2 separate regions of the Mus musculus genome follow, and region 2 is linked to region 1. A link is a loop called in an ENCODE intact Hi-C map of the cell type or tissue named here. Cell type or tissue: gastrocnemius. All regions are shown on one strand. Each heading gives the region's core, and the rest is flanking DNA. Links, peaks and the distances in the headings are about the cores only.

What was found. A loop is a pair of places that touch in the nucleus more often than their neighbours do. Peaks named below come from ENCODE experiments on the same cell type or tissue, not always from the same donor. Only the 100,000 strongest peaks of a DNase experiment are listed, where the experiment ranks them.
Region 2: a loop joins it to region 1, with 1.8 times the contacts of the local background. A loop is called at or near these places in 1 of 42 quality-filtered maps.

What each region holds. Positions count from the first base shown.
Region 1 is chrX:101,847,539-101,852,908 of GRCm38, forward strand. Nhsl2 (NHS-like 2) reads left to right here and starts at 1,847. Exons shown (of 8, transcript NM_001163610.1): 1 at 1,847-2,309. The coding sequence starts at 2,030. In gastrocnemius, for the core only: a CTCF peak has its summit at 2,790 (motif pointing right); DNase peaks (open chromatin) are centred at 2,001, 2,418, 2,685, 3,256 and 3 more places; H3K4me3 peaks cover 1,761 bases; H3K27ac peaks cover 1,157 bases.
Region 2 is chrX:101,926,260-101,931,629 of GRCm38, forward strand. The region is part of intron 1 of Nhsl2 (NHS-like 2); the gene reads left to right. Among named protein-coding and RNA genes, the nearest start is that of Gm25828, 16 kb to the left of the region's middle. In gastrocnemius, for the core only: no CTCF peak of the experiment used is centred there; DNase peaks (open chromatin) are centred at 1,231, 3,140, 4,239 and 4,823; H3K27ac peaks cover 35 bases.

The DNA of each region.
Region 1 (5,370 bases), core at 137-5,136:
ATCTGCTCCTACTTCATGTCTCCTTCTCTGGAGCAAAGATCAGTCGAAACAGCTCATAGGTCAGGGAAAAGTATCTCCGCTGAGTAAAGCCAAGTCCACTACTTCCTGCCAGTCACTCTCTTGGCTGAGGTTGGAGTTCATCAAGCAAGGAACTTTGGATTCTTATTCCACAATTGGACCTCACAGTTCAAAAGAGGGGCCACCTTTTGTCCGTTTGTTGATTCTTACTTTAATTAGAACTCAGTGTTTCTAGTAACTATGTTTTTATTTACTAAATAAGAAATGAGTATAGATGAAGGCAACCAGATTGCAGTACATTGCTTTTTTTAAATTTTCAATCGACAAATAATAATTACATATGTGTAGGGCACGGTATTATGTTTTGATATTTGCATTGAAGAATTAATAAATAAAGCCAATGAATATAGCCATCATGTCACATACTAATTTTGTGTAGCAAAACATTTAAAACCAGAGATTCTCTTTAAATTTACTTTATTATTTTAAGTGTATAAGCATTTGCCTGCATGTAGGTCTGGTGCCCTCAGAGCTGAGAAGAGGGTGTTGGATCCCCTGGAACTGGAGTTACCGAGAGCTGTGAGCTGCCAGGTGGGTGCTGGAAATTGAACCCAAGTCCTCTGGAAGAGCAGCCAGCGTTGCTGTTAATGATTGTACCATCTCTCCAGCCTGCATAGAGCTTTCTTGAACTGTCTAAGGAACAATTAACTTTTCTGAAGCAAAGAATGGAAACAGTCCACATTGTGTTAGTGTGGGCACAAGTGTTTTGTTTAAAAATATTTTGCTAATAGATTCTGTGGGCTTATACTCAACAGAGCATATGTAGGATGAAAAGGAGCACAGCCCAAATGAAAGCAGAGCAGTGGAGAAACCATTGAAAGTTCAGTGTGAGCAGCTTTGGGTGGAAATGTCCCAAGTGCATGCAGACATAGAATACACTAAAGGTACTCTACTTGTCTGAGCACATTTTACCTTCTACAGTTGAGAGAAATCGGGGCTGTCTGCACTGAAAGCACATCTCAGCTCCTGAAACCCCTCTTCTGGGATACTACAGGAGCTCATTGTGCCCCCCAAAGGAAACAGATCGGTGTTCCCTTTTGGCACAAAATGCAAACTGGATCCCTCAATCCCAACGAAATAAGTTACTCCACAAAATGGGTTTGTATTTATTCGCTCTTGCCTTTACAGTTCCACAGTGCTAGGGTCACTTCCCTCCTGGACAGTCAAATAAGATACTTGGTTCTCTCTCCTCTGATTCTAAGGTTCTGGCCGCTAGCTTGCTCAATGGAGACTGGTGCGTGGCAAGGAGTATATTTTAGAAGGAAAACTAGATGCATGAAGCCAGACTTCGTGTCTCTGCTGTGACTCGCTCGTATGTACGCCGGTGTGTCTGCATTGTTCAGTATTTACAAAGAAAGTTAAGTTTAAAAAACAAAGCAGAAAACAACCTTAACCCGGGTTAAGGTACTGGGCCTGAAGCTCCTCAGGAGGACCCGGGCACATTTTGCGCACCGACCATCACAAACACACATTCACACAGACTTCCCTCGGTTAACTCTCAGCTTCTTTCTACTCTTCTTTCCTTTTTTTTTTTTTTTCCTTTTCTTCTCTCCCGGATCAAGCGTTAATCTGCGAATTTTTGACCGCAAAAGAAAGAAAGAAAGAAAGAAAGAAAGAAAGAAAGAAAGAAGAAGAAGAAAGGGGATGGTGGGGGTGGGGTGAGGAGGAATCCCGAAGTAGCTGAGTGAGCTGAGCGAGGGAGGAGGAGAAAGCCAGGGAGGAGGAGCCCAGTGGAGCAGAGTCAGAGGGACTGGTGGCTCCTGCGAGTGTGCAGCCCGCGGGGAGCCGGCGCTGCAGGCTGTGAAGCCGCCTGCCCGCACAGCCGCCCGTGCCTCTCGCTCGCCCGCGCCCGCGTCCCGGGCCCTGCTCCACCAGGACCGCCGCTGCCTCTCAGGATTCCCGAGTGCCACAAGGCTAGCGGACCGGGTCGGTCCCCGCGCCCGCGCCCGGGATGCCGTTCTACCGGCGCACTGTGGTGCCCCAGCGTCTGTGCCCGCGCAACCCTCCGCAGCCGCTGGCTGAGCTCCGCGACGTGAGCCACCTGGCCGCGCTCAGTCTGCTCCGCCAGCTCGCAGACCTCTGCGGCCACTCGCTGGCTCTGCTGGAGGACCTCGAGGGGCACCTGCTGGCTCTGGGGCGCCGCACCGACAGCCTGTACCGGCGCACCGTCCGGCTCCGCCGCCGCCTTCCCTGTCGCCTGCTTGGCCCGGAGGATGATGAAGAATTGCTAGGTAAAAGGCGCGAGGCGCCCGCGACCCTCTCCCACCCGCCTCTGGGGATGTCCCGCTGGGTCTGCCCGTGGCCGCCCCTCAAAGATCGAGGGACACGGCCTCCAGGACGCCCTCCCGCCGTCCGATCCTTCCGGGATCCGCTCGCCCGGTCCCGAGTGGCCCTCTGCTTAGGTCTGGGGGCTGCCGCCACCTCTGGAGTGCTTGGTGGAGAGGGAGGGGATCCGTAGGGTCCTGGGCGGCGCAGACCAAAGAGTCCCGGTGGCTCCGGGAACCGAATGGCCGTGCCTGCGTCTCTCCTGATGGGCCACTTTGGAAATCGCGCCCGAGCTGCCCGCCTGCCTCCCGGGCGGCGGGGGCCGCTGCAGCCAGACCCGTGGGACCTCGTGCCGGACTGCGAACGGGCTTCCCGCGCCCAGCCGTCTCCGAGCTCCCTTCCCGCTCGCTTCTCCCCGCACACTCCGCGTTGCCTCGCTGGGAGTGGCCGGCAGGGGGAGGGGAGACTGCCCAGGGCTTAGCGGATTCCATACCCCAAACCCCCGCCCCAGCCGCTAAGGTCCGGCTGCCCAGATTTGCGGGAGAGAACCATTTAAAGAGACTGTCATCGGTTTTCTTAAAAATGTGCTCGCCAGCCATGCCCGAGAAACGCCAGGTCCCGGGAGTTTCCTTACTGAACACTAGGAACCTGTGAGACTGGAGGCGGGCGGGAGCTCAGGCTCTTTACTACTTTGGATCTCAACACTTTGGATAGGGAGGACCTCTTCTGCAAAAAACGCAGCGTTCCCTTAGAATGTGGGACTTCTCTTAAACGGGGTCGGGGCTGAGTATGTTTAAAAATGCTGAGAGTAGAGGAGGAATGGCAGGTAACAGGGCCAATTGCCACCTAGGGAAGGCTAGGAAGGGGTGTCGGGGGAGCAGTGTGCCAGAAAGTTTCAGAAGGAGGTGGAAGATGGCTACTTGCTGACTTTTGAGGGAGGCCTTGGGAGAGAATTGTCTGGGTCAGCCTTTCTTCCTTGCAGACTCCACCCCTAACAAAATGACAGGAGTCAGAGGTTCTGGCGCCCCTCTTCCTTCATAAAGGTCTCTGTCCTTTGAGGTAGATGGCAGAGGTCACTGCTAGAGAAAAATAAACTGAATCCTTTGAGCAAAGGAAGGTGGAAGACACAGATGACTGCCAGATGGAATGTGGCCACGGGACCAGAAGCCTCTGGGAGGTAGGGGACCAGGCAAGCCAAGGCCCAGGGTCTGGCTCCTTCTCAGTTAACAAAGAGGGTAAGAAGGTCATTGTTTTTCTTTCCCTGGGGTCCCACTGATTAACAGGATTAGTCTAGGAGAAACTTGATAAGACTTGGAGAATACTTTTCCAAATCTCTGTACAGCCTGCGGTGTACAGCCTGCGGTGTACAGCCTGCTGAGAGCCACCTACTGAGTTCAGCAGGGTAAGTTGAGGACTAGGAGGAAGCTCTGCTTTTCCAAAGTATAGCTTTCTGTTTGCTGAGTCAGACAGCCCTTCCCATGGGCTGGGGTGTTGGGATAGCTTCACTAAGTCACTTGGGGGCCTAACCCTTTCTAGTGATCTATTGGGTTAGAAAGAGATAGTTTTATGCTGCAGGTATATTGTTAAAGGGGGGAAATGACACTTAAGATAAGTGTCATTGAGTTAGCCTCTTGGAAGCTTGCAAGAGCTGAGAATGGGTCTATCTCTTTTCTTTAGTGTGGTCACTTACCTTTGAGAACATTCATGTTGCTTGGCCCTAATGCATTCCAAGAACTACTGCACACACCAAACCTTCTGTGAGTCTCTAAGAAGAGCTGCTTTTCTAGTTTGCTGCCCTAGCCTCTTATTGAGATTCCCAGTGTGCACTTTTCAGTCGCTGGGATGAGGCACAAGTGCCAAGTGCAAAGAGAGGTGGGGAGCATAATCAGAGAGAGTACCATCTGGCACCCCCTTGTTGCTGAGGCATAAGCTTCAACGAGGTGTCCAGCAGGCTGGATATTACATTCTGATCATAAACAAACAAGCAGACATTGTGAGGTCTAGTCCTCTTTGTTTATTCTTTCTCGTACCCTTTCCTCCCTGCATCCTCACACCTTTACTGACCGTCATGCTGAGGGTCAGCTCTTCCCGTTAACAGTTTACCCTGTAGACTGCCTATCTAGCAGGACTTACCTTCATATTCTTCCTCTAGCTGTTTCTTCCAATCCTAGTGGGAAAGAAATCTGGGAAGGAGGGAGGTTTGGAACCATGGCCAGAGTGAATGACAGCTGACAGACCAGCAGCTTGTTGGCCTCCCTGCTGGGACAACTTGGCTGCCACTAAAGGACTGAATAGTGACAAGTCACACTGACCCACAGCATGCAGGCTGGGCTGGGGCTCTGGGAAGCAGCAGGGGAGGACAGGACAGGAGGGAAGTTAGAAGAGGAGAAAGTGGATGCGAAAGGATCACCCGCTTCTTTACACTGTCTCAGGTCAAGCTCCCACCATCTTCAAGGTTACAGGGGTGGGACTGGACTAGCTTGGTTGCCTGGCAACACTCCCCCCAAAGGCTGCTCTTTGGTAACTTGAGCCCCTTTGAGACTGCCCTAGAAACTCTTGTAACTGGCATGGGGCAGGGGAAGAGGGCCCACTCAGCTCTGAACCAGGTCTCTTGTCTATGAATCTATGGCAGTTGCCATACCAAGGCATGACCTTGCTTCTAAATAGTCCCACTTTCCCCTCCCCACATATGGCTTTGGATGTGACCCATTTTGTTGCATCCTGTGGCCTTTACTCTGTGATCTTCTCAAACTTGTTATGGTCAAAGCCAGTGGGAAATAGCTCCATGTCTGCTGCCATGTGCTGAGTCAATCCAAGCAATCCTATTCCTCCCTCAGAGATCTATTTAATGTTTGTAGATGCTTACATGATGATTACAAAAGCAATCAGGGCATCAGCCTAGGGGTATAATATCTCCTTTAAGATCTAGGTAGTAAAACACTATATAGCTCTAGGTATGTTTAGTTTAGTTTATTACATTTTATTTATTGTGAGTGCACATATCACAGAGAGAGAGAGAGAGAAAAA
Region 2 (5,370 bases), core at 111-5,110, 79 kb after region 1:
TCTTTGATCAATTGGCCTCACTATTGAGGGCCTGTGGCAGTCAAACATGGCAGGGGTGCAGGGCAAAGCCAAGGAGCTCATGAATGGTCAGAAGTCAAGGAAACAAAGGAAGAGAAAAGGGTCTCACAACTCCTTCAAGAACACTTCCTGCATGGCCTTAAGACCTCCCCACTATGCCTCACTCTTAGCGTTTAGACCATTTTCTCAATGGCAAGAAGCTGGTACCAAACCTTTTTCTTCCGCCTTTTTCAAGCCAAGTTTCTTCAAGGCTATACATTTTAGTTCTTCATTTTTCTAGATAAACCTCTTCAACTGTTGTTCTTTCCTTTACCATTTGGAGCAATCTGTTGACTTCTGCCCAGCTGGCTGAGGAGGTAATGCCATTGCATCATTTGTCATCATTCTTCATCCCTAGTAGTGTTTGTAGTATCCTAACACCTTTATGTCCCTGTCATTGGTTATCAATTGCCTTTCAACCCCTGCTTGATGAGATAAGATGCTGGTCCCCTTCTCTGTACCTTTCTCTCTCCATCCAACTCTCACTAGGGAGCATTTAGTAACACATTTGGTTCTTATTTTATTTTATTCTAGTGTTTACGAGATAAAGTTTCCAGTAGTCCAGGTTGGCCTCAAACCTACTATATAGCCAAGGATGTCCTTGAACTCCTGATTCTCCTGCTTCCACCTCCTGAGTGCCAGGATTTCAGGGGTGAGCTACCCCTCCTGCCTAGTTCTAATTTTCAAAAGCACTTGGTCTTAAAAGTAGACATGAAGGATGGAGCTAGTTTTTCCTGAGCATCCACTAGTGTCAGGAGCTGTGCATACATCTTATTTAATCCTTGTGGCAATCCTGAAAAGGGAATCACATCATTGTGATCTGAGACGTGAGAAAACTGTGAGCAAACCACAAATCTGGTAGGGACCCAAGCTGGATTTGAACCAAAGTTGAACTACAAAGTCCCAATCCTTTTCCCAGAGGCCCATGATTCCTCCAGCTTCGCTTTCATTTACAACATTTTGAGTTCCTTTTCTATGACCAAAGTTTGGACTGAAAGTCATTATCTTTTTTTTTTTTTTTTTGAACCCCATAACGATTTTGGCTCGTTCACCAGAGGGCACAGGAAAGGGCAACTTAAGAGGAAACTGAAGGCAATTGCACTGGCATGGGATGGAAGGAGTGGGCCATTTGCTGAGATGGATAGTTTAGCTGCATGCCTTGGCAGGCCTCCCTCTCTACCTGTGGCCTAGGGCTTGGCCTTTGGAGGCTAGCACAGAAATCTCAGGTGGTGTCTGAGGTGACACTGGGGGCCATGTGATAGCATCACTATGTCTCTCCCAGTCATACTGCCTGGATGTGAAGCAAGTTTTGAATTTTGAAGGTTATATAGCTGACTCAGACCATTGCTCGGGCATTGCGGTCATAGACACATGTGGGAAATTCCCAAACTAACTTTCCCACAGAGCTGTTTTGGAGTGGGGGACAGAAAGAGGCCAGGGGTGGAGAATGTATTTTAGTTATTTATTTGATTAGTATCTGTTAAATTGGCAGACCACTTCAACCAGAGGCTCGGAGTGGGATTCCCCCAGGGGTCACTTCCGGGCATATAAGAGTCTAGAGGTTAGAAGGCCTGGGCTCAGTTTTCCATACGGAGTGGAAAAGGCCATGATAGAATAAAACTATCTAGCTTCTTTTTATTCATCTTCATGCTACTGTCATAGAAAAGCATGTGGATATCCACACCCATCTGCTTCCCTCAACCCTGGACAACCAGGGTTCTTCCTCTGTTGAGACTCTAGGCATCCCCCCTGCCACCCACCTTACCTGCATCCCAGTCTTTCCACGTCCTTGCTTCAGCCCTTCTTCTTGGTCCCTGGCTTACCACCTGCACCGTACCTCCAAAGTCCTCCCACCCTGCTGCCTGACCCCAGTTCATCTCGTTACCACTGCGAGATGGATCTGCATACAGAACAGCTGTCTGAGGACTTTCCCAAGGTTACTCTGCATCTTACATCATAAAATCCAAATGCCTCCGTTCAAAGAACTCAGCCAGTCCTGGCCCAGTTGTTGGCATCCTCTGGTGGATAGAGAGCTCCCTGAAGACAGACGAGCTATGTCGGTACAGGTTAGGACTAGGGCTGCAGAGATTTCTTAGGACGTAACAGGGTCAGGACTTGTTAGCACGAAAGGGTGAGTGTGACAAGGACATCGTGGACTAGATTATGCCTCAGTGGTAGAGTGCTTTATCTACCACACGGAAGGCCATGGGTTCCATCCCAGTGTTACGAATAAGATCATAAAAAATACCTTGCATGGCTTTGTGTGTAAAAGAGCTGTCATTTGACTTATTTTGATAAATAGCTATGCAGGGGACTCTTTCACTGGCTGAATGAGTAGCCTTGGATAAATCTTCTGATTTTCTGAGCTTCTAATCTTCCACAAGAGTCTCAAATTTACACTCAGGACAGAGTGGCCCACAGAGGTGTTTGTTGATGAACACACGAAATCCATTTGAAATGCCTGTGTCCAGCACATGCATGCTCTAGTTGTGTAGTGTGCCAGCCTGTTTCCCCCCTCCCCTGACGCACCCCATCATTTTCATTTGCTGTTCAGTGCCTGAAAGCATTTACATTTGTGCTGCTGGGATTAGACTGTGTTTACTCCCCCTTTTAACTCTGGCACGCTGGAATTTTGTTTAACCTGCTTTGAAAGGAAACGTGCTAGTGCTTTGCTTAAGCGGTTTGCAATGCCATCTAGTAGCCAGCAGCCAGGCACGACTGACCGTGCTTCCTGAAACAGCCCAGGAAAGAACAGTAGTATTTCTGACTTGTGTGGTCAGCTGCACAGGGAGATGATATTCCATTGAAAGTGATTGTTTTTAGATACCCAAGCACAAGTGGTGCCCGTCTACAGTGCAGAAAGGACCAAGCACAGTGTGCCATTGGCAGCCAGCTGGGCATACAGAGGGCATTGGTTGGAAGCACAAAGTATGGATTTAGCCCAAGTTGCCTGGCAGGGTACTCTCTAGGACAGGGTATTGAATGGGAGTGTGTGCTGGATATGGCCCAATCTATGGAGGGACTCCACAGAGCCACACACAGAGGGCACAGGGAGATGAGGGAAGCATTTCCCCCACTGGTTCCTTGGCATTAACCAGTCCCAAGGGCTGCATGAGCTGCAAATCAGCCTGGCCATAGGCCAGCAGGGCACAGCTCCCTTAGAGATGTTAGACAGACACAGCAGCAACTGGAAGGCAGCAGCTCGGCTCCAGCAGCAACGGAGCCCAACTCTTTTGGGGCAGCATCTGGGTAAGAAGGGCTGAGAACTGAGTAGATGCTGGTGAGTGTGTGGGCCCGTCAGGAGCCATAGTCAGGCACTGGGTGGAAAGCAGAACTGCTGATAGCTACAGCCGCAGTGCACACACTGTGTTAGAGCTGCCCTAAACTTGGCATGAATGCTGGAGAAGGACTGTCCTTTTGGGGAATCACAGTGGCCAGTACCCTGCATGTGGGTAGTCATGGGCTTCAAAATGGTGGCTAGGAAAGGGATGGGAGAGAGGGGTGGCAAAAGGGAAAGGCCCACATGTCTGACTAAGCTGTCTCATGGGTCTGAAGCAACTCCAGGGTGCTTCCCAGGGAAGGAGACTGATGCTTGGCCTCCCTAACCCGGTTCTTTCCTACTCTGCTTGCTTATGAATTCAAGGAGACAAGTTTCCCATAGTCCTCTTTGGCAACATTAACTAGAATGGAAAAGGTAAACTTTGCAAAGCAACTTCACGGCACACATTGCGAAGTCCCGGGGAAATGTTTTGACATGCTTCTCGGGCACGGTTTCTTTTGTGTGACTACAGCCCACTCATGTCAACCAGGCACTGAGTGATACACTTGGGATTGAGGCCCACAAAAAGGAATGGGCACTCAGATGGTGGGGGCTGTCAGGCTTCACAGGTGCTAAAGGATGATAGGTGCTGGCTGGGCGAGGCTCAGTCGTGGCCAAGACCAAAGATTGGGAAGATGAAGGAGGGTGGATATGTGGAGATGGAACACGACTGGAGGATGACTGGGGTTGTGCGATGTGTATATGTGTGTATGTTTGAGACATGTTTGGGGAACCTCTCTGTAGCTGTGGCATGTGGATTTCTTCTGAACAGCTTGAAACCAGAACGCTCTGGCACTGACGGCATGGCTAGGGACAAGGCCAGAGAGCCCAGTGTCAGATAGGTAGGAGCAGCAGGAACTGGCAACCAGACCTGTGTCTGGCAGTGGCAGACCCCCTGAGGTTTCCTTGCCTCCTCCAGCTAACTTGCAGTTTGCTCAACGGAAGCCACAGAAACCCACACACCAAACTGTGCCATTCTTGGTGCATTCAGGGCCTCCTGGGGCTCTGAGTGCGGACAGTTCATGAAGCTAGATCTTAGTTGCAGACATACATATACCTGGTCCTCTGTAGCTAAGCCTATATTATCACTGCCTGGCCAGGTGGCTTGCTGGGATGTAGTTGCTTGCTGAGATAGGAGCTATGTGAGGGATTCTGGGATCTCTACTGTTTCTTTTCAGTACTAAGAGTTCAGAGCACACTAAGGGTTCAGAGAAATCCCGGGCTCTGCAGTCTGCCCATCTTTCCCATCACTTCCTACTAGGGATACCTGAGAAGGTTTGATACAGAAGCTAGCCAGCACTTGGCCCTTCATCCTTTTGGCTGCTAGGCAACTGGCCAGACCTCCATGGTGAAGGTATCCATTCTATGAGGGTCCTATGTGAGTGATTTAAGGACAAGCATCCTTTAAGCAGCAAGCCTTTGGTCCAGCAAGTGGGCCCTGGCCTGGGGATGCTACCAGATGCATACAGGACCACACTCTCCAGCCCAGCCCTGGCAAGTAGCATTTGAATAGGAGCCGGCCAAGTCTGAGACAGCTTGTGGTATGAGCAGCCACAACACCAGTCTCCTCACATTACTTTTGAAAACACTGTGCAGGGGAAAGAAGGCCAAACCCGAAGCATCTGTGAGCCATATTCAACCTCCGTGCTGCCAGTTGGTGACTGATGGGAAAAGCAGCACTCGGTCGCACATCCCTGAGAATTCTTTTTGCTTAGTGAACTGTTTTCTTCTTTAAACATTTTTTATTTATGTGAATGTAGGGGAGAGTATGCCCTGTGTGTATGGGTGCCCAAAGAGGCCCAAAAAGGGCATCAGATCCTCTGGAGCTGGAGTTACAGGACATTATGAGTCATCCCTCACCCCAGTGTGGACTTAGGTCCTCTGGAAGTCAGCAAGGACTCGTAAGCACTAAGCTATCACTCCTGTCCCCAGTTGTTTTCTTGGTCTTCTAAACCCTGCTCCTTGAGACAAATCAGCACTTTAAAAAAAAAACC